Linked DNA regions of Mus musculus: regions 1, 2 and 4 are each linked to region 3. The links are chromatin loops, found by intact Hi-C in ENCODE. Cell type or tissue: heart. All regions are shown on one strand.

Region 1 (8,000 bases), 51 kb before region 3:
CGGTCTGGGATGTGGCCCTCGAGTGCCCTGTTTTATGGGATCAGTCACATAAACATCTTCTTTATAAAGCTCCTCCCTACTGTCCTCCTTGCTGGCCTCCTCACCTCTCAATTATTTTTATTTTTATTTTTATTTATTTATTTATTTATTTATTTTTGTGTGGCACAGGGAATAGAATTCAGGGCCTCACACGTGACAGGTGAGGTTTCTACCACTATACTACATCCACAGCCTCCTTTCTACCTTTAAAAAAACTAAAACAGTGGTTCTGTACCTGTGTCATGTCGGGGTATGCGCGTGTGAGTGCAGATACCCACAGAAGCTAAAAAGGGCATCAGATCCCCTAGAGCTGGTGTTACTGGCAGTTGTGAACTGCCCATGGGAGACACTAGCAACCAAACTTCAGTCCTCTACAGAGCAGCAAGCACTCTTAACCAGGGAGCCATCTCTCCAGCTCTTTCTATCTTGAGATCAATCAATCTCATGGAGTTTCCCAGGTATCTTTCCATTTCTCATCTCCTGCTGAGCACCAACCTATGACCCAAACCTCCCACTGCCCGTTGGCCCAACACGTACCCTCCTCCCGGGCCGGCTCAAAGGCACAGGCCCACAGCTGGGTCTCCAGGTCCTTTGGGCTGTTGTTTCTGCTATGACACTGCAGGAAGTGCAGGGGTTCCAGGTGTAGGGCAGCCTGTGGGGACACAGGTGGTCACGGTTGCCCCCTGGCCTGCTCCCTCTGGCCTGCTCCCCCTGTCTCGTGGGGAGCTTACCTGCCCTCCATCAGCACCCATAGGACTGCCCTCAGCCTGAGCAGGTGGGAGAGCACGCACTCGCTTGCTGGGAGGAAGGGTGACTGGGTCTTTACCTGGCCGTTTTGAAGCCACCTCTCTGGCCTGTGAAAGGAAGGAGACTTTAACCATGTGACCATGCCCTAAGGTCCCTCCCCTGACTACACACTGAACTATACACCCTCTCAAAGGCACGGAAAGCAAGAACTGGGCCACAGGGGGACCTTGCTCCGTGTTAGGGCTGGGCACTTAAAATGTTCTCCGAGAGCCTAAAGGTTAAAAGGCTGGGTTAGCAGACTATGGGGCTACTCTGGAGTACAGTGAAGGTGAGGAGACTCAGGCATCCCTTGAAGGGGGCACTGGGACACTGGCTCCCCTTTCTCTCTTTGGTTCTTGATGGCCACAAGATTCACAGCCCATCCCCATAAGAGACACAATATGAACAACCTTAGAACCAAGGAACTATGGAGTAAAACTGTAAACCCAAACCAACCTTTCTTCCTTGTAAATCGATGACCTCATGTATGCGGTCACGGCAAGGGAAGGCTGACTGTTCTACTTGGGCATCACCTGAGTTTATGCAGAGGGCCATCTGTGTTCTAGTGCAGAAAGACCCAGGGCTCTCCCAGCCATGTGGATGGAACCGCTCACCCTGAACTTGGAGGCACCTGCAGCCTGGGGATGCTCCACGGGGACCTTAGCGTCTTGCACCTGGGCCCCACCTGAGGCCACCAGTTCCTCGGCGATCATCCGCACCTGGGTGAGGCCAGGCCATCAGCAGGCAGAGCACAGTCTCGGGTGCCCCTCCCCCTCCCCAAATACCTGCTCACAGGGAGCTTGTACCTCTCCATAGGAAATGACCCAGCCAACCCCCCACAGTGCCCCAACCCCTCACAACCAGGAACTTCTCCAGGACAACTGAGAGTCAGGAAAACCAAACCCCTGTCATGACGCCCCCCAACCCCAGTCTCCATGATGTACCCGCCACTGCGTGAACTCGATGAGCGACTCAGGGCCGTAACACACATCCCTGACTGCAGACCTCATGAAATCAGCCCGCACCTTGTCAGTTTCCTCCTCAGGGCTCACAGTGGCTATGAACTTCTGCCAGTGAGCTGTGACCTGCGGTAAGAAAGACCAGAACCGTCCCCGCCCAGCCTGGGTCTCCAGGCTACACACAGCACCTCCACCCTAACTCCTCCGGCTCACACAGTAGACTGACTATACCACCTTCTAGAAACTACTCAATATCTAGTAGCTAGACTTGAAATCAGTCTGGTTCAACTGAACATGGTGGTGATACCAACACTTGGGGGGCTGAGGCAGAAGAGTCCTAGGCCACCTGGGCTATATAAGCAAGAAAGAGCATGTGCCAAAAACCAGCTCACTGTGAGTCTAGCTTCGCTGGTGTCCTGCTGTGCTTGCTGCATACCTTGGAGACAGGGTCTCCAAACACAGAAAGAAAGGAACAAAAAAAACAGACTCACCACCTCAGACCTGAGGCTGTCTGGGCAAGAATCTCTGTTACACAGCTCCAAAACTCCACTTCTGTCCCACTCAGTACCCAATTGCTATGACCAAGGACCCCACCCCCACGCCATCATCCTTACCCTGTCCATCAGCTCCCGATCTAGATTCTCCACCTGTGAGCAGGTGGAGGCCGTGTCCTTGCCATTCACCTTACGAAGCTTGGGCAGGAGAAAGGAGACTTTGAGGTTGTCACTGACCTAACGGAAGAAGAGATAACAGAAAGCCAGGAAGGAGTAAGGACGCATGCCTGGAATCTCAACGTTTGGGAGAGTACGGTAGGGACGTTTCAAGTTTGATGTTGGTCTGGGTTACAGAGCAAGACTCTTTGCCTCAAACAAGCAAAACAACAAAAACCCAAACGGAGTGGGTATGTAGCTCAGGGGGCAGACTGCCTGCTTAGCAAGCACAAAGCCCAGAGTTTGGTCCCCAGCACCGCATAACTGGGCTTTGTGGAACATGGTCAGAACTCAGGAGGTCAGAGGCAGGAGGAGCAGAAATTTAAGGCTATTTGCGGACCCACAGTTAATTTGAAACCAGCCTGTGCTACATCGGACCCAGTCTCAAAACAAAACGGAAACGGGGGGGGGGGGGGCGGGGGGGGGAATGGAGCCTGAGTCTGCCCCACAGAGTCCTGGTCCCTCTCACCGTCAGGAAGGGGTTGCCTTCCAGATTGAGCTCCTCAAGTTCTGGGAACTGGTGCAAGGCAGTGACATCCCCGAGCTGGTTGTTGGTACAGCGAAGGATGCGCAGATGGGACAGGCCCAGGTTAGCAGGCAGCGTCTCCAGCAAGTTGTTAGAGAGGTCAAGTTCCCTCAGCTTCTTCAGGCGCCCCAGGAGATTGGGATCCAAGTGCTCTGAGAGCAGCTGCAGCCCCGACAGACTGGGGTGAGGGCAGAGAGCAAGAGAGCTGAGGGAGCGGGCCAGACCCTCCCATTAATTACCCCATCTGTCCCAGAGGGATTTCCACCAACAAAGTTCTTGTGCAAGCATGAAGCTTGCTTTAGACTTGGCTAGCCTGAACTATGTAGACTAGGTTGGCCGCAAAACTCAAGAGATCCCATCCTACACAACTCATTGCGTAGTCCAGGAAAGCCTTGAACTTAACTCTCCTCCCCCTACCCACGTGCTGAGATGACAGGCATGTGCCACCCCTTGGGAGCTGTTCAGGTGTTGATAGGGATGGAACCCTAGGGATACTCAGGCTCTGTGCATGTCTAGTAAGCAATGTAGCAACTGAGCTATGCCAACTGTTCTAGCCTTCTCACTTCCTAACTTACCTTTCTATGTATTACAGAGTGTCTATGTATCTGTGTGTGGTGTGTGGATAGGAATGGGCACAATCAAAGCGTGATTAAGGGGGTCATGGTTTTAGGGAGCTGCTTTGCTCCACTGTCTGGGCCCAAGGGATTGAATTCAGGCTTGATGACAGACAGGCACCTTTATCTGCAGATCATTTCTGTGGCCCATCTTCCCTCCCTTAAAGAGTACTTTGTTGCCGGGCAGTGGTGGCACACGCACGCCTTTAATCCCAGCACTTGTGAGGCAGAGGCAGGTGGATTTCTGAGTTCGAAGCCAGCCTGGTCTACAGAGTGAGTTCCAGGACAGCCAGGGCTACACAGAGAAACCCTGTCTCAAAAACAAACAGGCAAGCAAACAAACAAAACAAAATGACTTTAGAGCCCAAGACTTCCAAGTTCCTTCTTGTTTTTACTAGTTCCTGCTAGCCCGTTCCGTGCTACACAGGATCCCTCAACATCCCTTAGTATCTCATCAGTCTTTCCACTCCGCGCAAGGCTAAGGGCGTTCGCTCCAAGTTTATCTGACGCCGGGCGTTGGCTGCCAATCTCCCACATCTCCGTTTGGCGCGAGATTCGACTGGGGCTCGAATCCCGGATAACAGAATAACCCGGGCAGGAGGAGGAGACGGAGGGGTCTGAGCCTTGCATTCCGCCCATCAAACCACCCTGGCGGGGAAGAACCCCACGCCCCGGATCCGCTTCAACCCCACATGCTCTTACTTCAAACTCTGAATCTTCCCCAGCTTATCCGTCTTGGGTCGCCCACGTTGCAGGAGCAGTTGCGGCGTGAGAGGAGCCATGGGTGGCCGAGGGCTCAACCGAACCCGCGCCTCCACGAAGTCCGGTCGCTAAGGCCCGCTGCCGGGGAGCCCAGGAGGTGGCGCACAACAAACCCTTTGCGAGTCCGTTGCGACCGGAAGGAAGTAGAACGCCAGCCTTACGCCCCACCTCCTGCTTCTGCGATGACTACAACTCCCAGCGGCCCCTGCGTCTCGCGCCTGCGCTCTTAACTGATCGGAGGACGCGATGGCGGCGGCGGCTGAAGTTTCTCTTTTGCAGGAGTGCGGCTGTAAGGGCATCCGGACCTGTCTTATCTGCGAGAGACAACGCCACAGGGACCCGCCCTGGCAGATCTGCCTTCAGGTACGGACTAGGAAAAGAGTCATAGCCAGAAAATCTATTCATCTTAATGGGAAACTAAGGCCCAGCTTGCCTGTAAAACAGCCAAGGACCAAAGCCTCGCGGTAGGTGAGTTGTTTGGAGCGCTTATATCTTCAATATTCACAAAACCCAAAAGGTGGACCAAGTGCCATCGGCTGATTAATGGAAGGGCGGGGAAATGCTGGTGCACGCCGAGATCTCTGCATTTGAAAGGCAGAGAGGCTGGAGAACGGACCTCAGCCGCCCAGCAGGTTTTAGGAGTTACCTTGGCAGTAGGGAAGCGGCTGTCACACATCATCTCTGTGACTTTGGGGGGTGAGGGGTGGGGGTGGGGGGCAGTGGTAAATAACTTGGACTGAACGGGTCTGGTTTTGAGTGAGCTTCCGGAGCACAAGGGAGACTGCATGGAAATGGTAGGGAGTGCTGAACACTAGGCCGCCTGTATTAGACAGGGAATGAGCGACTTAAGACAGCACAGGCAGCCGGGCAGTGGTGGCGCATGCCTTTAATCCCAGCACTCGGGAGACAAGAGGCAGGTGGAATTCCGAGTTCGAGGCCAGCCTGGTCTACAGAGTGAGTTCCAGGACAGCCAGGACTACACTACAGAGAAACCTGTCTCCAAAACAGGCTTTGATTTGGGGGAAATTTTTTTGGGAAAACAAACCTGTATGAATCAGCTTTACAGCCGGGCAGTGGTGGTGCATGCCATTAGACTTAGCACTTGGGATGCAGAGGCAGGCAGATCTCTGTGAGTCCCAGGCTAGCCTGATCTACATAGGGAGTTCCAGGAAAGCCCATCTTGAAAAACAAAAACAAATCTGTCTTACAAGATACTAATAGGATCAGGAGTCAGGTAGGCCAGGAAGAATGTTAAAATGTTTCCCTTCTAGCTCTCTGTTGACCAGGCTAACACCTTCCATCAAAATGGGCAATGGATGGATGAATGAATGAATGAATGAATGAAAAATAACTTCAGAGCATTTGTATGGCCCTGGCAGTGCTGTAGCAAGTTGCTGGGATGCATAGCCAGGGGAATGCTTGAGTAGAGGCCTGAGATAGGAGCTGTGGGTGGCTGAGGCGACAGACACTTAAAGAGATCAAAGGGGCCTGAGCCAAGTTTTTTGTTTTAGTTATTTTCTTTAGTTAGAGGCCCCAGGGCGCCCCCTCCATAAGCTAAGATTGCAAGCATATGTCACTATGTCTGGATCATGGCAGCATTCAGAGTGACCAAACACCCAAGTGTTTATTATATCAACTGGTGAACTGAAGAGTGGGCAGTGTTGGTGCTGGCTTGAGGGAGGTCAAAGATATCTACATAGCAAGTTTCAAACCAGACTAAATAAAAGCCTGTCTCGACAGGAAAGAAAGAGGCAAACCATAAACTAATAAGAGATTTTTAAAAATCTCGGATATCCATGCAGTAGATATAACCTTAGAAAGGAAGGAAATTCTGACGCGAGTTCCATATGGATTCACCTTGAAGATGTGCTGCTAAAAGAAGGAAGCCAGTCTCTAGCTGGAGGCGTGGTCTGGAGATAGTGCACCTGCCTAGCACCGCCCAGGCTGGAGAGATGGCTCTACACTTAAGAACACTGACTGCTTCGGGCGTGCTGGCGCAGGCCTTTAATCCCAGCACTCGGGAGGCAGAGGCAGGCGGATTTCTGAGTTCGAGGCCAGCCTGGTCTACAGAGTGAGTTCCAGGACAGCCAGGGCTACACAGAAAAACCCTGTCTCAGAAAAAAAAAACCAAAGACCTAAGTTTGCCTCCCAACACCCAAGTCACTGGCGCCCTCTTCTGGCCTTGGAGGGCACATGTGCATGCCACACACAGATTCAAACATAGAAAGAAAGAACTGCCCTAGTGAGGGGCTTGGGATGGACCTCTGTGGTAGAGTGCTTACCTAACATGCTAAGGCCTGGCTCATGTAGCCCAGGCTGGCCTTATTCACTATATAGTGAAAGATGACCATGAACTCTTAATGGTCCTGAAGACCAGGATTACAGACCTCTGCCGCCACACAGGTTTTTTTGCAGTGCTGGGGAAGGAACCCATGGCTTCATGCATGTCGGGCAGGCCTATACCATCTGAGCTACAGCCACAGATTTATGATGCCCTACATTTTATGTACATTGGTGTTTTGCCTGCATGTGTGTCTGTGTGAGGGTGTTGGATCTCCTGGAACTGAAGTTAATGGACAGTCGTGAGCTCTCCCGGTTGGTTGTCTGGAAGAGCGGCCAGTGCCTTTATTCGCCGAGCCTTCTCTCCAGCCCTAAGATGGCGTTTCTACTACTGCATCTCTTAGTCTCAGAGGAGGCAGGAGCAGGGCTGAGGAAGACACACATCTGTGGCTTCCAATAAGCATTGGCCAGCCCCTGGCCACCCAGACCACAGCCTTACGGTTAGCCCTGCTTCTCAGACTCCTGGTGCAGGCTCCTGTCCTTTATCTTTTTGCTCCTGAGGGGTCGGTGATAGTCACAGTGCCAAAGGAATAGTGCCCACATCCCCCAGCCTCAGGCCAGGTCCTCAGAGAAGAAAAACACAAATGAGAGAATGAGAATCCCATGCCCTGAGGCCTGAGGCCAGGTTCAGGCTGCATCGCCCCTGCGACTCCAGGCTCCTCTCCAAGTTGCTTTAGTTCCAAGAAGAGCATCGGAATCCCAGAGGCTCCTGGTGGGTCCCGGGCACATGTGGCTATTGTGGGTCTTTGCTGGTTCCAGGGCACTTCTGTTTGGGGTGTATGCGTGTACAGGTGTATGTGTATACAGGTAGAGGGCAGAGGATAACCCAGGTGCCCACCTTGGTGTTTTGAGAGAGTCTCACTGGCCTGGAATTTTCTAAGAGGCCAGGCTAGCTTGCCCTTGGTCTGACCTTTGCCTCCCTCCCCAGCTCTAGGATACAGGCATCCATGACCACACCCAGCTTATTACATTTGGGTTTTAGGGGATGGAGCTCAGATCTCTGTGCTTCTTGCAGGTTAAGCACGTCAGCAGCTCACCCACTCTGCCCCATCTCTGTCTTTTACAGAAAAAATGCTGTTTCCTCTACTGCCCAGACACAGGCTGGGCCGCAGGGGCCGAGGGCTCTGACTTGGAGGGTTGGGCATTCCCCTTCCCAGGAGTGACACTGATACAGGACTTTGTGACCCCAGAGGAAGAAGCTGAGATGGTGCGTCTGATGGACTGCGACCCCTGGAAGCTCTCACAGTCTGGGAGGAAGAAGCAG
Region 2 (8,000 bases), 140 kb before region 3:
GAAAGCCTCTCCTGACTCCCTTCCACTCTGTGTCTGTCACCTGGGTGGCAGTTCCTCTGGAGTCAGGGGCAGAGTTTTTCCCCTGGGCTTTGTCTTTTTTCCATGAGCCCCTGGAGTGTCTTGGTAACTGCCGTTAGGGTAGGTTATCCCGGTATACCTGGACGAGGTGCCTCTCTAGCTGGCTCCAAAACAGAGGGAAGGGGGACTGGGGAGACACTTTAGTGAGCGAAGTGCTCCCTGCACAGACAAGGACCCAAATTTGAACCTCCAGCACTCACGTAAAATCCAGATGTGGTCGAGCGAGTCTGTAACCTAACTCATGGGGAGTGGCAGGAGGATCCCTAGAATCTGTGGCCAGCCAGTCATTAAAGGTTATAGTCAAAGACCCTGGCTCAAAAAGGTAAGATAATGTTGGCAGGATGGCTCAGTGGGTAAAGCCTCTTGCTACCAAGCCTGATGACTTGAGTTTGATCTGTGGGACCCACATGGCAGAGAGAACTGTCTCATGCCAATTGTCCTATGTCCTCCATATGCACCCCGTGGCATGTGCACCCCGCTTCCCGCCCCCCAACAGAATTTTTTTCTTAGAGGTAAGGTATAGTGATAGAGGAAGACACCCAACCCAACCCAACTTCCACACAGGCATATGCATGTGTGTGTGTGTGTGTGTGTGTGTGCACGCGTGCGCGCACCCCCATATACCTATGCACTACATATTTCATGTAACAAATAAAAAAGAGGACAGGTGAGGAGATGAGGGGATAGGCTGACGGGTAAAGATTCTGGGGAAGGGACACAGCTAGAATGTGATGGCCTCTGGTTAGGGATGTAACGTCGTCCCCCCCCTTTCTTCTCTCCCCTGCAGCTCCAGCCTGTGGTGGCCCGAGGAAGCTCCTGAGCAGCTGCGGATTGGCTCCTTCATGGGAAAACGTTACATGACTCACCATATCCCCCCCAGCGAAGCTGCCACACTGCCGGTGGGCTGCGAGCCTGGCCTGGACCCCCTTCCCAGTCTCAGCCCGTAGCCTGGTCTCTGTAGCTTGGGCCTGGGGTGAGGGGCAGAGAGCAGATGTGCAGGTCCTGTGGGGTGGGGGTGGGGGTCTTGCATCTGCACAGCCCCTTCTATCTGCCTGGCTGTTTTATTTCTGCTTTTGCCCCTCACTAGGCTCTGTCTGTAAGTATGCTTGCAGGTGGTCAAGGTCAGCTTGGCCAACTTAACCTCCTTCATGTAAGGCTAGAGGAGGTGGCCAGTTCATCTTCACCTTAGCCAGACTTCAGAGAACGCAGCAGGACGGTTGACACAAGCTACGATCCCCACACTTGGGAGGCTGAAGTAGGAGGGTCATGTACTTCAGGCTAGTCTGGGATATCTGGCAGGAGCAGGTCTCAAATGAAACAAACCAAAACAAAACAAAAACACACAACCCGGTAGGCAGCCTTGTTGGGCAGTCAGTAGGTTGGGCTGGGCCCATCATGAGTTATATGAGGTTCAGGCCACCTTCCGTCTGACCCAACAACCAGGGGTGGGGTGCAGTTACACAAATACCACTTTCGTCCCCCTCGCTCTTTCTGAGGATGGGTCTCACCAAGTGTACTGGTTAGAGAGTGTAAATGGCTATTAATGACAGTCGGCTACCTAGCCCAGCCCCTGTGCACACAGAGAGATGGTTCTGCACACTTCTCGGCTCACTCAGCATCATTTATTGTGCATCTGGCATTCTGCACCACATACAGTGTTAGACACGGCCTCGGGGAAAGCTGATTGTAACTTTGGAGGACTCTACCTTGCTTTGAATCGCAGACTGACACCTGTCCAGATGTGGGATCTATTACTGCTGGGGAGATGTCATGCTCTCAAACTATCCTCGGAGTCACTCTCCCAATTACCATAGTGGGCTCTTTGAGACCCACTGTACACTCGATCAAAGGAAAAGCTCTCCAGGACAAAGCCAGTGGTTCCTGCCATCACCATGCGGGGGCGCCCGCGAGTTGTAGCCCCGTGGCAGCAGGGCCTTGCGCATGCACTCCAGTTTACTGCTCCATCTGCATTCCTGTCCTGTCAGGGGTCAGGGAAGAATGTATTTCCGACTCATCCAGGCTGAGCCTGCAGAGGTACCAAATTTTCTTTAACGGCGACCCTTGCCTGCCCTCACTGTTCAGCCACCCTACCCCATGTCCCACGGGGCTTGTCTGATCAAGCTTTTTGGAAGTTAATAAATGTTACTATGGCAGGAGTGTTGCTCAGGCTGGCTCTGCGACAGGAGCATATGGTGGTGCTCTGGCGCTGCCTCTTACGGGTCCTTTGATTGCCGCCAGTTTGTGCTTTGGAATAACAGAGAAACGTGCTCACTTTTCAGAATCAAGCGGCCACAGCCACTCTCCCTCCTGGCACAGGCCTCAGTGGCAGATCTTTATCAAGTCGGTGAACCTCTGCCTCTGAGTTCTAGTCCCCATCTTGCCGAACCCCCAGCATGCAGGTGACCCCTAGAGGTGTAGATAGAAGCTGCACCCAGCCAAATGCTCCAGTGGCCAGAGAAACGTGCGTGGAGCAACTTTTGAAATTGGACCAGATGAGAGCAGAGGGCCCTGTGGACCAGGAGAGGGCTAACCTGCCTTGGCGTTGGGAAAGAGATACTCGGTCCCCCACACCCACACAACTTGTCCCAGCACCCGTCCTTGTTTCCTTGACCACTGGTATTTGCTGAGTTAAAAGATGAATGAAGGGCCTGTGAGATGCCATCAAGTCGACTGACATGAATTCATGAATTGTTCTCACGTGGGAGGAGAGAACCAGTTCTGGCAAGTTGTCCTCTGACCCTGACCTCTACAAAAATAAGGCACGTGTGCTCCCCCCAAACCTCCCCATCCCCTTGTCCTCTGCACCCCGACACCTGCAAATGCAAGATAATTAACAGGTCTTTATTTTTCAGGTGTATTTTAAATTTTATTTTAAAGTGTATGATTTAAGATTTATTTTAAAGAGCTAAAGGTTCAGCTAGACTTGCGAAAGGATCCCCAGACTTTGTGATCCTGGTGCCCCGTGGCTTGCTGTAGGTACTTTTACAGTCTGTGGTGATTCCCGCCGCCGCCACACGGGGGCGAGAGTATGCCTTTGCAATCTCTACAAAGTCCTGAAAGGGAAGAAAATGGAAAACAGCAGGCTTGGCCCGCATGGGCGGAGTGGGGTGGAGGGGATGGGGTCAGGGTTAGGGTGGGAGTGGGAGAGGCAGTGGGATGTCAGTTGGGGCCCCGAGGCTGGAGAATTGCTGTGATTTTTTTTTTTTTAAATTACTGTGATTTTGAGGCCAATACTTTAGAGATGGATGGGGAAACTGGAGGACTGGGAGTTAAAGACTGTTGTCATATTTACAGTCTGAGGCTCTGCCTCAAAAACACAAAATTAAACACATGCACACAGGAATGAGAATGGAGATCTTCATGCACCTAACACCAGGGAGAGTTCCATCACATTCCCAGAAAAAGGAGTTCTGGGGGTGCGGGTGGGGGTGGGGGGTGTCGTGTGTGTGTGTGTGTGTGTGTGTGTGTGTGTGTGTGCGTGCTGAGACAAGATCTTGATATGTTCGCTCACTAGATCTTGAACTCTGTATGTTCCTTTCTCAACTTCTAGAGTGGCAGATATGCAGGGCATGTGCCTGGGGACATCTCCCCACCCCAATAGAAAATAACACAGCCTTCTTTAAAACAAAAAAAAAATTTTAAGCTTTGTTTGTTTTATGTGTATGAGTGTTTTGCCTGCATGTCCGTGTGTGCACTGAATTTGTGCCTGGTGCTCGCAGAGGTCAGAAGAGGGGGGTTGAGCTACTGGGACTGGAGTTATGGGCAGTTGGGAGCCACTGTGTCGGTACGGGGAGTTGACCCAGCACCCTCTGCAAGAGCAGTCAGTGCTCCTGACGGCTGAGCCATCTCCCCAGTCCAGAGACTTGTGTCAGTTGTTGTTCAAGTTTCATGAAGGTGTTACCAACAACGGAGGGGGAATTTACGTCCCTAGCCCCTAACATCAACACAGAGACCAGACGATGGCTGGGGAGGAGGCTACTAGGTGCTTGCTGCCAAAGCCTGCCAAACTGAGTTTGGTCACCAGGACCTACATGGTAGGAGGAGAGAGCCTCTGATTTCCACTCACTGGCACACCCACACACATCTCACACACACACACACACACACACACACACACATACACACGCACATGCACGCGCCACCCCACCCACCCCACCCTACCCCCACCATTGCCCAAGACTCAAGTCTCAAGATGGCAGGCGGAAAGCTAACCATGTGCTATCTTGCTGTGGCTTTTCCCTTCTCCCTAGGAAGAGAGAAGGAGCAAGCAAACAGAGAGCCTTAAACTCCACAAAACTAGTCGGGCGGTGGTGGCGCACGCCTTTAATCCCAGCACTTGGGAGGCAGAGGCAGGCAGATTTCTGAGTTCGAGGCCAGCCTGGTCTACAAAGTGAGTTCCAGGACAGCCAGGGCTACACAGAGAAAGCCTGTCTCGAAAAAAAAAACAAAAACAAAAAATCCACAAAACTTTCCAAAGCACAGCATGGTACATTGGCACAGCGTGCTACTTGCAAAATGGCTGGCCGGGAAATGTGGACGGGGTGGCTCAGACTGTAAAGCCATTTGCCGCCATAGCTAGGAAGCCTTGAGTTTGATTCTTGGAACCTGGGTAAAGCTGAAAGGAGAGAACAAGTTCACATGGTTGGCGTCCGATCTCCACACACACGCAGGCCACTCGGTACCCTTCTCTCCTGCAGAATAATAGTGATTTGAAAGGCAGGGATGCTGGAGCAAGGGCTCAGCAGTTAAGAGTATCTGCAGCAGCCGGGCGGTGGTGGCGCACGCCTTTAATCCCAGCACTTGGGAGGCAGAGACAGGTGGATTTCTGAGTTCGAGGCCAGCCTGGTCTACAAAGTGAGTTCCAGGACAGCCAAGACTATACAGAGAAACCCTGTCTCGAAAAACCAAAAAAAAAAAAAAGAGAGAGAGAGAGAGTATCTGCAGCTCCCAAGCTTGCTTCCCAGCACCCACATCAGCACCACCTGAAATGCAGCTCCGGGGGAGCCAGGCTGTTTATGGTATCTTTGGGCAACCACAAACACATGCACAAATGTACACGTGCGCACACACACACACACAAATTTTTAATATTTAAAAATATTTTAAAAAAACAAAACAAAACTGATCCCAGTGTTATTGCACACATCTTTGAGCCCAGGAGGCAGAGGCAGAGGCAGAGGCAGAGGCAGAGGCAGAGGCAGAGGCAGAGGCAGAGGCAGAGGCAGAGGCAGAGGCAGAGGCAGAGGCAGAGGCAGAGGCAGAGGCAGAGGCAGAGGCAGAGGCAGAGGCAGAGGCAGAGGCAGAGGCAGAGGCAGAGGCAGAGGCAGAGGCAGAGGCAGAGGCAGAGAGGATCTCTGTGACCTTGAGACCATCCTTGTCTACATAGCAAGTTTCAGGGCAGCCTAAGCAACCTAGTGAGACCCTGGGTACTGGCTGGTTTTGTGTGTCAAGTTGACACAAGAAAGAGTCATCAGAGAGGAAGGAGCCTCAGTTGAGGAAAAAAGCTTCCATGAGATCCAGCTGTAAGGCATGGCCTTCCATGAGATCCAGCTGTAAGGCATGGGAGGGCCCAGCCCATTGTGGGTGGGGCCATCCCTGGGCTGGTGTTTATATAAGAAGGCAGGATGAGCAACCCCTGAGGAGGGAGCAGTAAGCAGCACCCCTCCCTCCATGGCCTCTGCATCAGCTCCTGCCTCCAGGTTCCTGCCCTGCTTGAGTTCCTATCCTGACTTCCTTTGGTGATGAACAGCAATGTGGAAGTGTAAGCTGAATAAACCCTTTCCTCCCCAACTTGCTTTTTGGAGATGGTGTTTCATTGCAGCAATAGAAACTCTGACTAAAACACCCTGTCTAAAAAATTGAAAATAAAATAAAAATTTAAGAAGCTGCCTTGCTAGCACAGCCCAGCTCACAGGCGTTCACTGTCACGGGCTCGCTGCTGTGCCAGCCCTGCCAGGACTCTGACACCACTGTGGGATTACATGGAGGAATGAACTAAATACCAAAGGACAGCCTGACGTGCCAGACATGCCTGACGAGAAGCTGGAGATGGCTGTCCACAATACTAGCAGCTCCTGTCAGCCATGAGAATGTTGATTTAATATATGCTAGGCACTGGTGGCACATGGGTGTTGGCAAATTCCTAATGTTTCATGAAGTTAGATCCCTCCCTCAGGTCATCTGGAGGCCATCGTCAGAAGCCACCCACTGGTGATCTCCTGCCCTAGGCTATGCTGGCTGAGGTGTCACAGAGGTGTCAGTGGTCCTGCCCAGAACAGTTAGCTGATGCTGTGCTGGGCCCCATCAAACCCTGAGGGGACATTTTGCCCCAGAGTTCCACACAGCAGGAGCACTAGAAACCTTGGGATGAGTCTCTAGCACCAACCAGGTTGTAAAGAGGTTTTTTACTTTGTTTCTTTGGACGTAGCAGGACAATGTCTTACTTACTATGTAGCCCTGGCTGGCCTGGAACTCACTATGTAGACCAGGCTGGCCTTGAACTCAGAGATCCCTGAATATCCTTGCCTCTTGAATGTTGGGATTAAAGCTGTGTGGATCATTTACTTTTGTTCTCTTCTTGAGACAGGGTCCTGTGATTTTCCTGCCTCTATCTCCCAAGTGTTAGGATTAACTACCACACTCAGTGGGAGGAATTTATGTACTTACTATTCCTCTATTGTGCTGCTGGGGTCTCTACTTGGGCCCTCATATATGCTAGGCAAATGCTCTACCACTGAGCCACATCCCCAGCCCTTTACTGGGGAGAATTCTAGGCAGAGGCTCTAACCACTGAACGACACCCACAGTCTCTCACTGGGGGATTCTAGGCAGGTGCTTTACTGCTGAGCTATGTCCCAAGTGCCAAGAACGTTTTATTAAAGGATCCCGGAGGACTCTATATAAGGAAATGTCATGACACCCATTGACCCATAGCTTCATCGCTCATCAGTCAAAAACAAGTTCTTTGTGAAAAAGGAAAAACATCCAGGATTGGGGGTTGTGGGGAGGTGACTGCACCGTGATTCATCACTCAGCAGAGCATAGGTGTTGGAACACAGGGTGGGAACAGACCTCAGGCAACTCCCTCCCTCTCATCTGCCTGTAAAGGCCCTGGGCTGAGTCTGGGGACACAGATTCAGTCCCCAGAACCCACACGGGGAACAGAGAACCAACTCCTAAAAGTAGTCCTCTGACCTTCATACACATTGCTAGAGCATGTGCATGCCACCCTTCCTCCAGCACACACATGATAAATTAGTGCAATAAAACTTGTCTTAGGGTCTGGAGAGAGATAGCTCAGTGGACAAGAAAACTGGCCCCTCCAAAGGACCCTGATTTGACTCCTAGCATTTACATGGTGGCTCATATCCATCTCTGACTCTAGTTCCAGGGGATCTGATGCCTTCTTCTGACCTCTCTGGGTACCAGGCACACAGGTGGTACCCATACATACATTCAGGTAAAACACCCATTCTCATATAATAAGATAAAATTTAAAACTATTTTTGAGGGCTGATGAGATGGCTCAGCAGTTAAGAGCGCCGACTGCTCTTCCAAAGGTCCTGAGTTCAAATCCCAGCAACCACATGGTGGCTCACAACCATCCATAACAAAAATTTGATGCCCTCTTCTAGAGTGTCTGAATACAGCTACAGTGTACACACAGATAATAAATAAATAAATAAATAAATAAATAGATTAAAAAAAAAAACTATTTTTGAGCTGGGCATGGTGATGCACGCCTTTGATCCCAGCACTCGGGAGGCAGAGGCAGGCAGATTTCTGAGTTCAAGGCCAGCCTGGTCTACAAAGTGAGTTTCCAGGACAGCCAGAGCTATACAGAGAAACCTTGTCTCGAAAAAACAAACAAACAAACAAAAACAAACAAAAAACAAAAACAAAAAAACCTATTTTTGAAGGCA
Region 3 (8,000 bases):
TCTTGTTCTGAGAGTAGGAGAGTAGGCGGGAGCTGGCTGGAAAAAGGCGGGGGAGGTCTTCAGCGCAGGGGCATCAGCTGACTCCCCAGGGACTTTTCAGGACAGTGAAACTACTTTGTATATTTGACTGGTGGACTCATGATACCATGCATTGGACAAGATCCATGCAATGGGGCTGGAGAGACGGTGTACTTCAGAGCACCAGACATTCTTGTAGATAACTCAGGTTGGGTTCCCAGCCCCCACATGGTGGTTTGCAACTATATGTAACTCCAGTTCCAAATGATCTGGCCCACTTTTTGGACCCTTGTGGGCACCAGACATACATGTAGTTCACATACATACATGTAGACAGAACACTCATATAAAACTGAAAAATGTAATCAAGAAAAAGGGCCTCTGTGTTCTGGTGTAAGCTGCTTTTCCCACAGGGAGCAGTGACTCTCAAGCAGTAAGTATACCATGTGCTGGGAGTGAATAGTGATGGATGTGCGATAAGCAGTAAGGCGGACAAAGCCAGAATGACCCACTGATGACGCAGGAGAGCTGGACATGTCAGTACAAACTCATGATTAACTTCCTGTGAACAGATGGTTACCAACTAGTACCCATGGATGTATCTAGGCATTGCTCAGGACACACACCTCCATATGCTGCACAGCCATTCCTATCAGCTGAGGAGTCTATCGTTATGATGGTGGGCCCACTAGGTTACATCACCTAGCAATGTCACAGTCACCAATAGGCACACACTCTACGGCACTTGCACAACAGAACTGCCAGTCAAAGATGAATGATTCCTTCTACTCTCACCCCCATGATCTTGCGCCAACACAAGATAAGTTATCTTGGACCCTCATCCAATGCTAGGTCGAGGGCAGGAAACCCCCAAGATGAGCCTGGGGTATCTGATAGTACAGAAAATAAGGAAGTGCTGGAAACTTGTGGTAGGCAGGCACAGGGACAACAGACAATTCCAACAAGGGAAAGAAAACTGGGTCACACACATAGGTCTGTTGTCACAAACACTTTTGCAGATGGAGAGACCACCTCCTAACTTGTAGATCCCTGACTTCAGGTTGGAGGCGCCTGACTAGACCTTAATCCTTTGTATGGGCTGCACATGGAAGACTTCTTTCCAAAGTAAGTTCCTGGAGGAAGAGCAGTGAGTTTTGGTGAGCATACCTGATAACTACTGCCTCTGTGGGGCAGCCAACATCAGCACCAACAGCAGTAAGCTGGTGATGCAGCTCCAGCTCATGACATGAGACATCAGTCAAACCCTGGTGGGGGATGCTGTACAGACACTGGCCCAGTAAGTCTGAGCAGCTGTCTCAGTCAAAGGCGCATACAGCCAGATGCTGACTGAGCACTGTGGGGCTCTGTGCTGAATTCTGCAATAGAGGGAAGGGAAGGGAAGGGCCTTGGGTAAGGGAGGGAAACCAGCTACTAACTGTAACGAGATGAGACAGGTTTCTGTGACTCTAAAACCATTGTAGGGGCTGGAGAGTGGCAGGCATGCACTCACCAGACACGCAGCTCAGTGGTACACGGCTTGCCAAGCATGCGCAAATCCCTAGGTTCAAGACTAGCAAAACATAAAGCAAAGCCTATGTAAAGTGTTCGAGGGGCTGGAGAGACGGCGCAGCAGCTAAGCACACTTACTACTCTACCCTTAATTCATTTCCTAGCACTCACAGAGATGATTCACAACTCTAACTCCAGCTCCAAGGAAAGGAGAGCCCTCTCCTGGCCTCTGTGGGCTCCTACACTCATATGTACGTATTTACAAACAGTAACCCCCCATACACACACACACACCACACACACACACACACACACACACACACACACACACTCTCTCTCTCTCTCTCTCTCTCTCTCAAGATTTATTTATTTTATGTATATGAGTACATTGTAGCTGTCTTCAGACGCACCAGAAGAGGGCGTCAGATCTCATTATGGATGGTTGTGAGCAATCATGTGGTTGCTGGAATTTGAACTCAGGACCTTCGGAATAGCAGTCAGTGCTCTTAACCGCTGAGCCATCTCTCCAGCCCCCCCCCCTCTCTTTAAAAAAAAAAAAAAAAGCTGGAGCTTACCCCTGCCTGAAGCAAACAACCCCCAAACCATATATGTACACAAAACCCTGAAACACACACCTGTAATCCCACCACTCCACTCAGGATGTGGAGGAAAGAGGATCAGAAGTTCAAAGCCATCCTCATCTACACAGTGAATCTGAAATCAGACTGAAGCTTAAAAAAAAAAAAAAAATCTGGCCAGGTGGTGGTGGCCTTTAATTCCAGCACTTGGGAAGCAGAAACAGGTATATCTGAGTTCAAGGCCAGTCTGGACTACAGAGTGAATTCCAGGAAAGACAGGTCTACACAGAGAAACCCTGTCTCAAAACCAAACCAAACCAACCAACCAAACAAACAAACACAACAACAACAATAACAACAACAACATCATCATCATCAGAGCATGGTGGCACATGCATTTAATTCCAGTGTTAGGAACCAGAGGCAGGCAGACTACTGTGAGTTCAAGGCCAGCCAGGGCTACAAAGACCTAGTCTCAGTGTTCTATTGCTGTGGAGAGACTCCATGACCAAGTCAACTCTTACAAAGGACAGCATTTAAATGGAGGCTTGCTTAGAGTTTCCGGGCTTCATCCTACCCATCAGGGCATGGAGCAGGATAGCAGGCAGGCAAGGGTGGTGCTGGGAAGCACTGAGCACTTTCATCCTGATCTTCAGGCAGTGGGCAGAGAGACAACACTGGGCCTGGCTTAGGCTTTTTAAATCTCAATGTCCACCCCCAGCAACAAATACACCTCCTCTCGGAACACACCTACCCAACAAGGTCAGGCCTAACTTTTCAAACCATACCAACTGATGGCTAAGCATTCACATACATGAGCCTTTGTCAGCCATTCTAATTCAAATCACCACAGGTGATCCTGCTAAGAAAACTTACTCCCCCAAAACATAAAGAAGGTATAGTAATCTTTTGGAGGAAGGTATTTTGGCATCGGGGATATATTTGAGACAGGATTTTCTAACAATCTACACTTTCCTCAAACTCCAGGCAATCCCTGGGTGCTGGAACCACAGTACCAAACTTGCTCTGATATTTCCTTTTTAGTTATTTCCTCTCATTACTTTCTTAAATATTAACTTCTCTACTGTGTAAGTGTATGGGTGTGTGCCAAAGCACACATGAAGTCAGGAGTCAGTTCTTTCCTCTACTATGTGGGTTCTGGGTACTGAACTTGGTTGTCAGGCTTGGTGGCAAGTCATTTACCCACTAAGCCATCTAACTGACCAGCCTCACCTTGCACTACTCTTTACTATTTAGTTTACACAGTACTTTAAAGCCACAAGTCAAAGATTTATTATATTATATTTATATATTTTTATGTATGCATGTATGCTATGAGACATGTGTGGGGGTCAGAGTGAGTCCTTTCCTCCTTCCCTGAGGGCCTGAGGATTGAACTTAGGTCCTCTGCCTTGTTGGTAAGCACCTTTATCCTCTGAGCCACAGTGCAGCCCATTTGGAAATTTTATTCAGCTTACAGACATACCACTGAGTACAACTGATGATAACACAGTTTTTGTTTTTGTTCCCCATGGGCAACAACAAAACAAAACATCCCGCACCCCAAATCAGAGCAAAACAAAATCCCCTAGAACTATGGAACTGCAAGGTTGAGGGAGATGGCCTGCGTGCGATTCAAGTTCTGCGGTAACAGTGCAGTGTTAACAAGAACAGGGCACGTGCATGAAGAAACTGAAAGCAAGGGAGAAACAGCAATCCGTTAGCTATTGTTGTAAGTAAGGGTTATAGGTCACTATCGTTCTCCACACCGCTTCAATGTACTCTAAAGATTCCTGAGCCGGGAATACAATGGCTTCATGATCAAAGGACAAAGAACAGGGCAGCTTTCCAGTCCATTACACTTAATCCTGTGGCTCTGAATGTTGGTCCAAAGCACACGCTAGAGCCATCTAGACAGACTGCCTCTAGAGAACATCACTAACTTAAAGGGAATTCTGTGTCATTCTGATTAGGGGACACCTAGCAGTGCCAGGAGATACCTGTAAAGCAATAATCAAGAGGAGATGGCCGCTTCTGATGAACTAGGCAGCAGCTGAGCCCTCCAGACAAAGAGAAACCGAGGCCAAGATGTAGCTAGCACTGAGCCTAGCAAAGTGCTCTAGTTGTGTCCAGTGACAGAGAGCCTTAAAGTCACCCCAGACCCCCTTGGGAGGCAGCTGTGTTAGGGAAGCAAGACTGTGGTTCAGATAAATCATTGCGGTGCTCAGGGACTCAGAAGAATTCAAACTGGCGGAGCAGTGGTGGCACACGTATTTAATCCCAGCACTTGGGAGGTAGAGGCAAGTGGATTTCTGAGTTCAAGGGCAGCCTGGTCTACAGAGTGAGTTCCAAGACAGCCAGGGCTACACAGAGAAACCCTGTCTTGAAAAACCAAAAAAAAAGAAAAAAAGAAAAAAAGATTCCAAACTGGCTCATAGCCAGCCAGGTGCTGTCACTCAAACCCATGTCCCACACTGCAGGGTGCTGAGTTACTACACAGCACAAACACAGCCTTAGGCAGCTGCCCTTCCTGCTAAGCTCTCAATCCCCTTTTAAGAAGAACCAGATAACTTCAGATGCGTTACTGCCAACCTACAGGAGCTCCACGGTGTGCTGGGGCCACCTTGTGGCACACTCGGGCAGCACTACATTAACTTCTATTCATTTCAACCAGGTATCAAGAAAATCTTATTCTTTTACAAAATGACAATGAGGATATAATCAGAAAGGTGGGAAGACAGGCATGTACGCCACTGATGAAGACCTGCAGACTTACTCCTCCTCTGTCATCAACACCAAGCATACACAATGAGGCATTTCTTGAGATGCACAGGTGGTCCGTGCATAGTGCCAATGATGACATTTATTCAATGCAGTTCTGAGGATAATTCTGAACTTCAGACCCTGCTTCTAACTCATGAGTCCTGGGACTATAGATTCCTGTAACCAGGGAACAGTTTTTATGCACTTCTGGGGATGAAAGCCAGACTCCTTGTACATTAGACAAGCACTCTACAACTGAGCTACATCACCAGCCCAGTCAACTGAGGCAAGGTCTTTTTCTCCCCCCAAGACAGGGTTTCTTTGCGTAGCTCTGGCTGTCCTGGAACTTGCTCTGTAGACCAGGCTGCCCTTGAACTCACAGAGATCCATCAGGCATGGTGATGCTGGTATACTCCTCCTTTAATCCTAGCACACAGACTGATCTCTGTGAGCTCAAAGCCAGCCTGGTGTATATAATGAGTTCCAGGAAAGCCAGGGCTACACAGAAAGACCGTGTCTCAAAAATATAACAGAAACAAAAAAATATTTTAAAAAATTAATGGGGGCTGGTGAGATGGCTCAGTGGGTAAGAGCACCCGACTGCTCTTCCGAAGGTCCAGAGTTCAAATCCCAGCAACCACATGGTGGCTCACAACCATCCGTAACGAGATCTGACGCCCTCTTCTGGAGTGTCTGAAGACAGCTACAATGTACTTCCATATAATAAATAAATAAATCTTTAAAAAAAAAAAAAAAAAAATTAATGGGAAGGTAGAAACTGCAGTAAAGGTGTGAAAAGCATACATTAGAATCCAATGGAAGCTTTTAGATCTTCCTTATATTATATGTCACTGAAACAAAATTCACAAGATAGGATCAACCACAAAATGGAGATATCATGGGGGAAGAGGCAACCTGTGGGTAGACAATTAGAAACTACAAATGAACAGAAACAATTTTTTCCACCCAATTTGACAAAATCTATGCAAGAGTGAAGAAACCTCCCCGAAAGGACACCCCACATCCTGTTGAAGGCGGTTTTGAGACACTGAGTGGACTGTGAAAGCAGCATGTGTACAGAGTCCACAGAGCAGCAACATAAAGTCTAGGAAACAGCATGGAGCTAAAAACCATAGGTGTGCAGGTCTGTAATCACACTTGGAAGTAGAGGTAGGAGGGTCAGGAGTGTAAGGCCAGCCTTGGCTACGTGAGACTACATCAAGCAAAACAAAACAACAAATAATAAAACATAAATAAGACCCTAATACATAGGGCTGGTAAGATGCTCAGTGGGTGAGGGCTCTTGCTATCACACCTGACGACCTGATCCTTGAAACTCACACATGGTAGAAGGCAAGACCCAGCACCTGCTCTTAGGAGGTGGAAGCTGGAGGGTCAGTTCACAATCAGCCTTCACTACATAGTTAAGACCAAGCCAGGATGGCTGCATGGAGCCTGTCACAAAAACTAAAAACCAAGAGGATCAATCAAGATCAGGAAATGGAGCAGCCAGTACTGAGTTTGGATCCCCAGTACCAATGGAAAAAACGAGCATGGCAATGTGTGCTTGTAATCCCAGCTCCAGGGAGACCGAGAAAGGAGGCTCCCCAAGGCTTGCTAGCAGCCAGCCTAGCCAAATCAGTCAGCTCCAGGCTAAGCAAGAACAACTTAAAGAAGAAGCAGACACTGGCCTTCGGCGTCCATGGGCATGTGCACACATGTACAACACACACGTAGTGCACATAACACAACAAATGGCTCCTGCCCAAATGATGGGAGAGCCCTTCAATCCTTCCTCCCGGGGGGGAAAAAAGAGGCAAGGTAAAGAACAACTTGAGGGCAGCTGAGGAGCGGGCAGTGAGGACAGGGCAGAGGACGACATTGGTAACCCGAATTCCAGCAAGCTCCTCCCCTAGCCTACTTTGAGCCAGCAGCTTTCCTCTCCACTTAAGCCAGTCCAGCTTTCTTTCTTTCTTTTTTGGTTCTATCGAGACAGGGTTTCTCTGTGTAGCCCTGGCTGTCCTGGAACTCATTGTGTAGACCAGGCTGGCCTCAAACCTGGAGATCCGCCAGCTTCTGCCTCACAAGCGCTGGAATTAAAGGCATGTGCTACCATGCCTGACTCCATCATGTGGCTTTCTTTCTTTCTTTTTTTTTTTTAAAGATTTATTTATTATTATACATAAGATCACTGTAGCTGACTTCAGACCACCAGAAGAGGGCATCAGATCTCATTATGGGTGGTTGTGAGCCACCATGTGGTTGCTGGGATTTGAACTCAGGACCTTCAGAAGAGCTGTCAGTGCTCTTACCCGCTGAGCCATCTCACCAGCCCCATCATGTGGCTTTCTGACACATGCAGTTAACAACGTTAACTCTTCACTACCACAGGTTACTGGCACTGCCACCTCAGCGGTGGTGACTGGCACTGAGAGAAATGTGGGCACAACTCACCTTCCTTCTGTTTCTTCTGTTCAAGTTTCATCTTCTTTGCCAGTAACTTCTTCTCTTTTAACTTCTGGCTACACGTGGGAGACAAAGACAGTGGTTGTCTTAGTGGCTGTTTTGAAAAAAGAACATCTATTTATGCTATCTTTATAACAACACAAATGCTACAGTAACAGGAGCTGAAAGAGATGGCTCAACAGAGGACTCAAGTTCAGTTCCCAGCATCTGTGTCAGGTAACTCAAACTGCCTATAACTCCTGCTCCTCTTCTGGCCCCGATGAGAACTCACGTTCAGATGCACAAATCCACACATACATATAAAAATAAAACAACCTTTTCAAGGCCAGCCTGTGACACATAGTGAAACCCTGCCTTAAAAAAATAGACAAGTGGAGCCAGGTGGTGGTGGTGCACGCCTTTAATCACAGCACTCAGGAGGATTTCTGAGTTCAAACCTGGTCCTCAGAGTAAGTTCCAGGACACTCAGGGCTACACAGAGAAACCCCCATCTCAAAAAGCAAACAAACAAACAAAACATAAAAAACCCCACACATTCAAAAAAACAAAACCAAAAGAAAACAAAACAGAAACACTAAAAATTAAAGGTGTCTTCTGACCTCCACACATGTGCCAGTCCCAGTCTCCCTCCTTCTTTGTATTCTTCCCCCACTCCCCACACACAAA
Region 4 (8,000 bases), 71 kb before region 3:
CCAGCATAGTCTTCTCCATGTCTGCGAGGGACAACCGTGACACCTGCTTCCTTGGGAGAACCAACTGCTCTTGTAGTCCCCATGACCCATATTCTTCACCCAGGAGAACAGGCTGTCCACCTCACATTGCTTTGCCACTGTCTGGCCTCCTAGGTCGGATGCCACAGTGGTTTGCTGTCATAAATAAATGCTCTGTAACTGCCGCAATGCTGAGGTGTTGGGTTGGGTCCAGAGAAAGACTGAATCCAAGAGACCCTATGTAGGGACGGGGGGTTGACTGAGAGCTGGGGTCACCAGTGCAGCCTTGCTGCAGGTTCTAGGTTACCTGGGGCCAGGCCTGTTAAAACTCGCAGCTCCTATCCCACACTCCTCTCCACACCCCCTCCGTCCTCTCAGCTCTGGAGCCTAATGGCTCTTCCCAGCCAGAAACAGATGCCACACCAAGCTCCTCTGTTTAGGGCATCCCTACAGACTGCATAGCACGGCAGGGCTGGGTCACAGTGGCCCCTTCCATCTTCCGTGGGTTACCGGGCCAAGTTTCCAGCCCCTCTGCTCAGGGTCTGAGAGGGGCGTGAGGCTGTGCTGATGGGCAGCTGGATTGGGCACGGGGTTGTCGGAAGTGGATAGAGCTCCTGCCATTTCCCTGCCTTCCCTCACGAGACCCAGGCCATGCGTTGTGCTGCTCTCATGGCTGGTCAGCTACTGCTTCCAGGTTCAGGGTGGGCAGGGCACTCATGCCTTTGAAAATGAGAATCCCAGGAGGTATTCATCTCGACCTTCCTAATGCCGCGGCCCTTCAATACAGTTCCTCGTGTTGCGGCGAGCCCCCAACTATAGCATTATTTTCCTTGCTACTTCATAACTAATTTTGCTACTCTTATCAATCATAATGTAAATATCTGTGTTTTCTGATGATTTTATGCCACGCCCGGAAAAGGGTCGTTTGACCCCCATGAGGAGGTCTCCACCCACCGGCTGAGAACTGTTCTACACAGACTCAGCCAGTGGCTTTCCTGTGGGCTGTGTCTAAATGGCTAGCTTTTCCACAGTATTGGCTCCTGGCCACAGCTCTGCGTCTCCCACAGAGGGAAGAGTGGGGGGGGGGGGGGGATTCAGCTCCTAGTTCGGCTGATGTATTGTTTATATTTTTTTCTAGAAGAATTAAGACAAGGTTAGTCATATACCCAGGATAACCCCAAACTTGTTTTATAGCCAAGGATGACCCTGAACTCCCGATCTTCCTTCCTCTACCTCTCATGTGCTGGAATTACAGGTGTGAACCATGCAGAGTTTATGCAGAGCTGGGAATTAAACGTAGGGCTCCGTGTGTGCTCAGCAAGCACCTTTATTTTTGAGACAGAGTCTCTCTTAGTCCAGGCTGCCCTCAAACTCGGCTGTGGAGCTGAGGATGACCTTGAACTGACCCTCCTGACTCCGTTCTGCATGCCGTTGTTGGCATCACAGGCTCAACCAAGCGGCCATGCCTGAATTCAAATGGTCACTCGCTCAAACCACGCTCAGGTTGGCGATGTAGCTCAGTGATGGGGCAACTGCCTGGCATATGTAAGATTCTGGGTTTCATTTGCAGTTCAGCCAACACAAACGCACACTCAGAAGCTGGGCGTGATGACACACACCTATATCCCAGCATTCGGGAAGCTGAGGCAGGAGGAGTTCAAGTTTGAGGCCATCAATGGGCTATATTGTGTGACCCTGTTTCAGTAAAAACAAACAAACAAAATGAAAATCATTGGAAAAACAACAAAAAACAAAAACCAAACAGCAAACCCCAGTCCAGTTAAGGTGATTATCTAGCATGCATGAGGGCCTGGGTCCCTGGGTCTGAGCCCCAGCACTGTATAAATTGGGCAGGAGGCTGCTCTACAAGAGCCACCACCCCAGTCCCTCAGTAAAGGATTCTAGGCAGGGGCTCTACCGCTGAGCCACGCCCCCAGCCCCTCCCTGGGGGATTCTAGGCAGGGGCTCTACCACTGAGCCACGCCCCCAGCCCCTCATTGGGGGATTCTAGGCAGGAGCTCTACCACTGAGCCACACCCCCAGCCCCACAATGGAGGATTCCTGGCAGGGGGTCTAGTACTGAGCCACGCCCCCAGCATTGCCAGAGTAATTAACTCTTGATTAGGTCTGCTCCACAAAGTTCCCTGCAGACAAGGAAGTCATCTTCACCTGGCATTCCTCCCCCTACTGAGATCTTAGCCTCTTGATCTGATCCCTCTAAATGACATTTTTTTATCCTTATAGATCAAGTGGGACACAGTGGTGGTGGCCAAACTCCAGGTGGAACCTTAATACTAAACTAGGGTGGTACAGTGGTAATCCGTCCCACAGAGGGATGGCACACAGGTCTCCAGGGTTTTAGTACAAAAGCCCTGACTTGAGAGCCGTGCAGCTAGGCCAGGCCCGGGTCCTTTGCTGCCAGTTACGATGAGTGCTGGGGAAAAGTAGAGAGGATGTTTGTTCAGTGTGGTGGTACATCAGGAGAAGGGACAGATAAAGGGGTCCAGTGACTTCTGAAGCAGCCACCATCATCATCAGTTGTGCCTGCTTGCAAGAGCCCACCTCTAGTTTGGTAACTGTGGGTCTTCCCTCATTGGAATGGATAAAGGTCATTTGTATGCAATTCTGCTCTAATTGCACTTGCCTTTTGAGGGGCCTCAGGGAAGTGACTGAGTATATAGGACGTAGAAGGCTAACAGTTGGGGACCCCATCTATGTGACTATGGGGAAGCCATCACCCATGCTAGACTTCTTTGGGGTCCTCCATACTTCTGTCCATTATCCCTCCCTTGTAAGATTGGGAACCTCAGTGACTCCCCAGGGGGAACTTTGGTGGTTTATCACTGGGACTTAGGAAAAGGGGAGACATGAAGCCCACGCAGGGGAGGAATTCTGGTAACACTACCAGGTCTGTCTTGCGGGCACTCGGAAGCTTTTGGTTGAGGGGAGAGGAGGGACTAAGGGTATCATAATCACATGGGATTGGTCTGCCTTCTCCTAATCTCAGCCTTGGCTCACAGAGTGGCCTGGAGAAAACCCTATTGCTCGAGGAGTTAAGCTCGGTCCCATGCGATAACTAGCATTCCTGATGACCTCATGGGGAGCTCCGCTCTCCAGGATCTCTGTTCCTAGATTATTAAGTGGATGCAAGTTTTGGGCTGTGACAGGGGAACCTTGGGCTGTGGCAGCAACAGCTTCTGCTTCCTCCTCTTCCTCCTCCTCGTCTTCCTCCCAGTTGGAGACGTAAGAGCTGAGCAAGGTGCCTGCATTATCTTTGTACCTTCAGCCTTGAAGGTGGCTGAGCTGGCTTAGGCATCACTACTTTGACACTCCAGAAGTAATATGCCCATGTGCAGAGGCAAAGTGGAGTGTGACCCAGCATGCGAAGGGCCCCAGAGCCTTCCAGGACCTGACATCATCGTCTTCGCTTGATTCCTGTGACACTTCCATCACCCAGTGGTGCTTCAGCACTCAGATACCAATGGACAGGATGGCTCATGCCTGTGGCTCCAACGCTTGGGAGACTGAGTCTGTATTAGTTACTGTTCTTGTTGTTGTGTCTGAAAACTGAACAGAAGTCCTGGTGCTGCTGGCTTACGCCTTTAATGCCAGCACTCTTGGAGATGGAGGCAGGCAGCTTTCTGAGTTCGATGCCAGCTTGATCTACAGAGCAAGTTTCAGGACTGCCAGGGTTGCACAGAGAAACACTTGTCTTGAAAAACAAACAAAACCAAGACAACAACAACCAGAAGCAGCCAGGCGTGGTGGTCCATGCCTTTAATCCCAGCACTCGGGAGGCAGAGGCAGTCGGATTTCTGAGTTTGAGGCCAGCCTGGTCTACAAAGTGAGCTCCAGGACAGCCAGGGCTACACAGAGAAACCCTGTCTCGAACCCCCCCCCCAAAAAAAAAAAACAAAAAAACAACCAACCAGAAGCATCTTAAGGAAGGGTATACAATGCAGATGTCATAGCAACAGGATTCCCAGGCAGCCAAGCACACTGCATCTGCGCCAGGAAGCTGTAGTCTGACTCCTGAGCCTCTAGGATGATGCCATACACGTCTGTCTTCCTCAGTCAAATCTGTCTAGAATCCCAAAGACAACCAAACGTTCTTTATTATGGTTATGATTATTATTCTCTATTGTGAGTGCACACATGTGTAAATGCATACCGTGAAGGGAGGTCGGAGAAGTCTGTTCTCTACCACCACGTGGGTTCTGGGGACTGAATTTAGGTAATCAGATTTGGTCACACTCCCCCTTGCCCACTGGGCTGTCTTGCTGGCCCCTCCTAGGGGTTTGTTTCTAGGATGATTCTAAATTTCATCCGGTTGACAAGATGAGCCATCAGGGAGGCTGGAGAAATGGCTCAGCAGTTAAGGGTCTTACTGCTCCTGCAGGGGACTGGAGTTCGGTTCCCAGCACCCACTGGGGCAGGGGGGGCTCACAACCACCTGTAACTCCAGCTCCAGGTGACCCAACCCTCTTCTGGTCTCCAAAGGCACCTGCATATACGTGCCCATACAAGATATGCAAATAAAAATCTTTAAAAATAGGAAAAATAAAAGATTGCTACAGAGACCGCTGAAAAATGGCGAGGTGCAAAGCTTTCATCGTGTTTTTAGTTACCTGTGTGCTCAAGAGAAGATGCGCTGGTACCCCAAGCTCCTCCCCAACCTTTACATCCCTTCTTGCTCCACTGGTCCTCATCTAGAAGGCCTCATAAGTCCGCCAGTGTCGGCCCACCCGGGGGTCCTGCAGCAGCAGCCCACTTAGACTCTTAGTCCCATTCAGTCGGTACCGGGGAGCCAGCTACAGGTGGCTCAACTCCGGGCGCGGGAGCACGCGCCAAAACACTCAGCATGGACGCCTCGAACAAGGGTTCTAAACTGACGCATGCGCACGGCTCGCCCTCAGCCTTGCCTGCGCCTGCATTAGGTCATCCGAGCCGCTAGGGGGCGGGGGCCAGGTGCTTACACTGATTGGCTGCGGCTGAGAAATCCGGAAGTGGTCGCGCTTCGGGGCTCTGTTGGCGGAAGGAGACTGTGGGTTGGTGTCGGGGAGCGAGAGCGCGGCGCTAGGATGAACGCTCCTCCGGCCTTCGAGTCGTTCTTGCTCTTCGAGGGCGAGAAGAAGTAAGTGGAGGCCGGCGGAGGCGGGGACGGTTGCATAGGAGCCTGCCGGCCGTCAGCTCCGCTGGAGCGCCGCACTGCTCCTGTCTGGGGAAACCGAGGCGGGAGGCGGGCTTTGCTTTGAGTCTTCCGTGCTGCTCAATGCGAGTCTGCCCAGCTTCAGGCAGCGGCGCGAAGCACTGGCGCGTGCATGCATTTTGCAGTGGGAAATCGGAGGCTCTGGGACATGGAGTGTCTTGCTCCAGACACTTGGTTCATGATGACAGCTGTGAAGGGACAGAGACACAGCTCTCTTACACTCCTCAGCAACCTGAGGGTTTCTCCTAGATTTTCAGGGATCCCGACTTAGGCCAAACCCGGGTTCGTGGCTCCACGCTAAAAAGAATTTCAGGACTCTTCGGTTTAGTGAAGCAGGATTGGTGGGTTTTTAATTAAAGATACTTTAATATGGGCTTAAGCAGGAGGGTTCAGAGGAAGAGAGCGCTAAGAAAGTAAGACAGACGCAAGTTGGGTCTGTGTGCATTCAGAGAGCAGGGGGAAGTACTTTGCACTCGAGTGGCTACAGGTTTAGAGATTAAGCATCTAATTGTCTTTTGGAGGTAGGGTTTCTCTGTGTATCCTCCTTGACTGTCTTGGAACGAGCTTTGCAGACCAGACTAGCCTCAAACTCAGCGATCCACCTGCTTCTACCTGGGATTAACGGCCTGAGCCACCGGCTCTGGCTTTATGTAATTGTCTTAATGGTAGCCAAATACACTCTTTTGATGACTCAAAGTTTGCTACGAACCCTTCTCTCTTGTGTAACCCTTCTCTCGTGTGTGTGCCCCTTCTTGGAAGTCAGCTTAGTCTCTATCTCAGTGGGAAAAAGGTATGGAGGTGTGCTAGGAATCGTTTGTGAACCCCAAAAGATCATTAAGGAGCCGTTTCCATTAGGGTCTCTTTATCACAAGCTCGGGCTTGGGCTCTCCTCCAACCCAACCCTGACACAACAGGACAGGAAGAGAAGGCAGAGCAGCCTTGAACCCAGGACAAGGTTTTCTAGGGAGTGGGAGTGACGGGGTATGGAGCTTGGCAGGTATCTAACTGAATGTCTGTTGTAAGCTGACAGGTGGTGCTGTGAAGGGAGATGAACAATCACAAACTATCTGAAAGTAGATCTGAAGCAACCAGACTAATCTTTGATTAACTGTTGCTAGGGAGTAACTCTGGGGTATGGGCCAAGGGACAAGCCGTGAGGTCCTTCCTGGTACTTGGTTGCATCTTGGGTTCTGCTGTAGGTCAAGTTCTCAGGCTTTTTTTGCGGGGGGGGGGGGGGGTTCAAGACAGGGTTTCTCTGTATAGCCCTGGCTGTCCTGGAACTCACTTTGTAGACCAGGCTGGCCTCAAACCCAGAAATCCGCCTGCCAATGCCTCCAGAGTGCTGGGATTAAAGGCATGCACCACCACGCCCGGCTTTTTTTTTTTTCTTTAAGATGGAGGTAGCAGGTCCCAAGATGGAGTAGATTTGGCCTCTCAGAGGTATACCCCAGTGGTAGATTGCTTACCTAGCATGCACGGGGCTCATTTCATCCCTGTATCAATCAGTCAATAAATAATGAAGTTCTTCAAGATCCTCCGAGTTTGCCAGTACAGTGTACACTGCAGACCTGTAGCCGACACTGCTCATTCCTAAGAGGCAGGGTTTTGTGATTGACATTTGATAGCTACTTCAGCCTTCCTTGGGGGCATATTCTCAACTGAGAGCCCGGTTGTTGTCCCATGAGCAAGAGCATTTGGCCATCTGGAAAAGGTTCTGGTTGTCCCAGGCACGTTGGTATTGGCAGCGGGTGGATAGCAGCAAGGGATGCTGATAACAACCCTTGGTGCAGTAGACAGGCTCCCAGAAAAGGACAATCAGGTCCAAAACATCCATGTTCTGGGCTGGCAACATGGCTTGAGCGCAGGCACCCGCAGGCAAGCCTGATGACTTGAGTTCAGTCCCTGGGACCACTATGGTACCAGGAGAGACCTGACAATTACAGGTTGTCCTCTTATCTCAGACAGGCGTGGACAAAGTAAGAAAATATTTGTGTACCGAGTTTGAAAAAAGGAGCAATCCTTAACTGAGCGGTGGATTTTAATCCACCTTTAATCCCAGCACTTGGGAGGCAGAGGCAGGGGGATCAAGGCCAGCCTGGTCTACAGATCAAGTACGAAGAAATGTAGTCTCAAAAAAAACAAACAAAAACAAGGACTGCTAAGTCCATGCTCCCTGGTATATAAATAGGAGGCCATCACAGGGGAGAGGCGGTTCCTTGTTAGCATTTATTGATTGATTGATTGTCATGCTGAGGACTTGTGTGTAGATCTGAGTTCTGCTTCCAGTGTTTCTCCAGGGGCATGGGAAGTGGAGACAAGCACAGTGTGTCCATTGGCAAATGAGATTCTACCTTAAGCAAAGAGAAAGGCCAGGGTGATGGCTGAGGTGTTTCTCTATCCTCCTGCCTCAGCCTCCCAAATTGCTGGGATTACTGGTCTGAACTACCAGGCAGGCCTACCTTGTTTATTGTTTGGACGGTGGGAGTGGTGGAGATGAGACCCAGAGACTTACACATGGGAGGTTAATGGTTGGCCACTGAACCATGCCAGAGCTCTGAGTCCTTTACTGGTGAGTAGACTGAAAAAGGCCTCCCAGGGCTAGACCTGTAGCTCAGTGGTTGAGGGCTTTGCTTAGCACGCTCAAAACCCAAGGTGCAACTCCAGTAGCCATTGGGGATAGATAGTAGGGCTTGCAGAATGATAGACCTGGGCCTACCTTGATTGTGAGGGGCCTTGGGGGTTAAGTGTCTCCTGGTCTCTCCCCTGTACCCAC

The links. A loop is a pair of places that touch in the nucleus more often than their neighbours do. Peaks named below come from ENCODE experiments on the same cell type or tissue, not always from the same donor. Only the 100,000 strongest peaks of a DNase experiment are listed, where the experiment ranks them.
Region 1: a loop joins it to region 3, with 5 times the contacts of the local background. A loop is called at or near these places in 22 of 42 quality-filtered maps.
Region 2: it touches region 3 in a loop (4-fold over the local background); 3 of 42 quality-filtered maps call a loop at or near these places.
Region 4: a loop joins it to region 3, with 2.6 times the contacts of the local background. A loop is called at or near these places in 6 of 42 quality-filtered maps.

Annotation. Positions count from the first base shown.
Region 1 is chr5:136,131,536-136,139,535 of GRCm38, forward strand. Lrwd1 (leucine-rich repeats and WD repeat domain containing 1) reads right to left here and starts at 4,539. Exons shown (of 15, transcript NM_027891.4): 1 at 4,337-4,539; 2 at 2,964-3,198; 3 at 2,399-2,515; 4 at 1,770-1,910; 5 at 1,440-1,544; 6 at 771-893; 7 at 577-691; 8 at 1-27. The coding sequence starts at 4,416. It overlaps Alkbh4 (alkB homolog 4, lysine demethylase), which reads left to right and starts at 4,610. Exons shown (of 3, transcript NM_001347492.1): 1 at 4,610-4,759; 2 at 7,803-8,000. The coding sequence starts at 4,643. In heart, CTCF peaks have their summits at 4,488 (motif pointing right) and 6,583 (motif pointing left); DNase peaks (open chromatin) are centred at 4,576, 6,606 and 7,986; H3K4me3 peaks cover 2,656 bases; H3K27ac peaks cover 1,591 bases.
Region 2 is chr5:136,043,070-136,051,069 of GRCm38, forward strand. It overlaps Upk3b (uroplakin 3B), which reads left to right. Exons shown (of 6, transcript NM_175309.4): 6 at 866-1,924. The coding sequence ends at 1,025. Among named protein-coding and RNA genes, the nearest start is that of Upk3b, 8.6 kb to the left of the region's middle. In heart, CTCF peaks have their summits at 1,976, 2,481, 3,071 and 3,272; a DNase peak (open chromatin) is centred at 3,112; H3K27ac peaks cover 253 bases.
Region 3 is chr5:136,182,230-136,190,229 of GRCm38, forward strand. Prkrip1 (Prkr interacting protein 1 (IL11 inducible)) reads right to left here. Exons shown (of 6, transcript NM_025774.3): 5 at 7,323-7,390. Among named protein-coding and RNA genes, the nearest start is that of Prkrip1, 13 kb to the right of the region's middle. In heart, a CTCF peak has its summit at 4,728 (motif pointing left); a DNase peak (open chromatin) is centred at 4,707.
Region 4 is chr5:136,111,654-136,119,653 of GRCm38, forward strand. It overlaps Rasa4 (RAS p21 protein activator 4), which reads left to right. Exons shown (of 21, transcript NM_133914.3): 21 at 1-207. It overlaps Polr2j (polymerase (RNA) II (DNA directed) polypeptide J), which reads left to right and starts at 5,038. Exons shown (of 4, transcript NM_011293.2): 1 at 5,038-5,152. The coding sequence starts at 5,100. In heart, no CTCF peak of the experiment used is centred here; a DNase peak (open chromatin) is centred at 4,978; H3K4me3 peaks cover 2,368 bases; H3K27ac peaks cover 1,424 bases.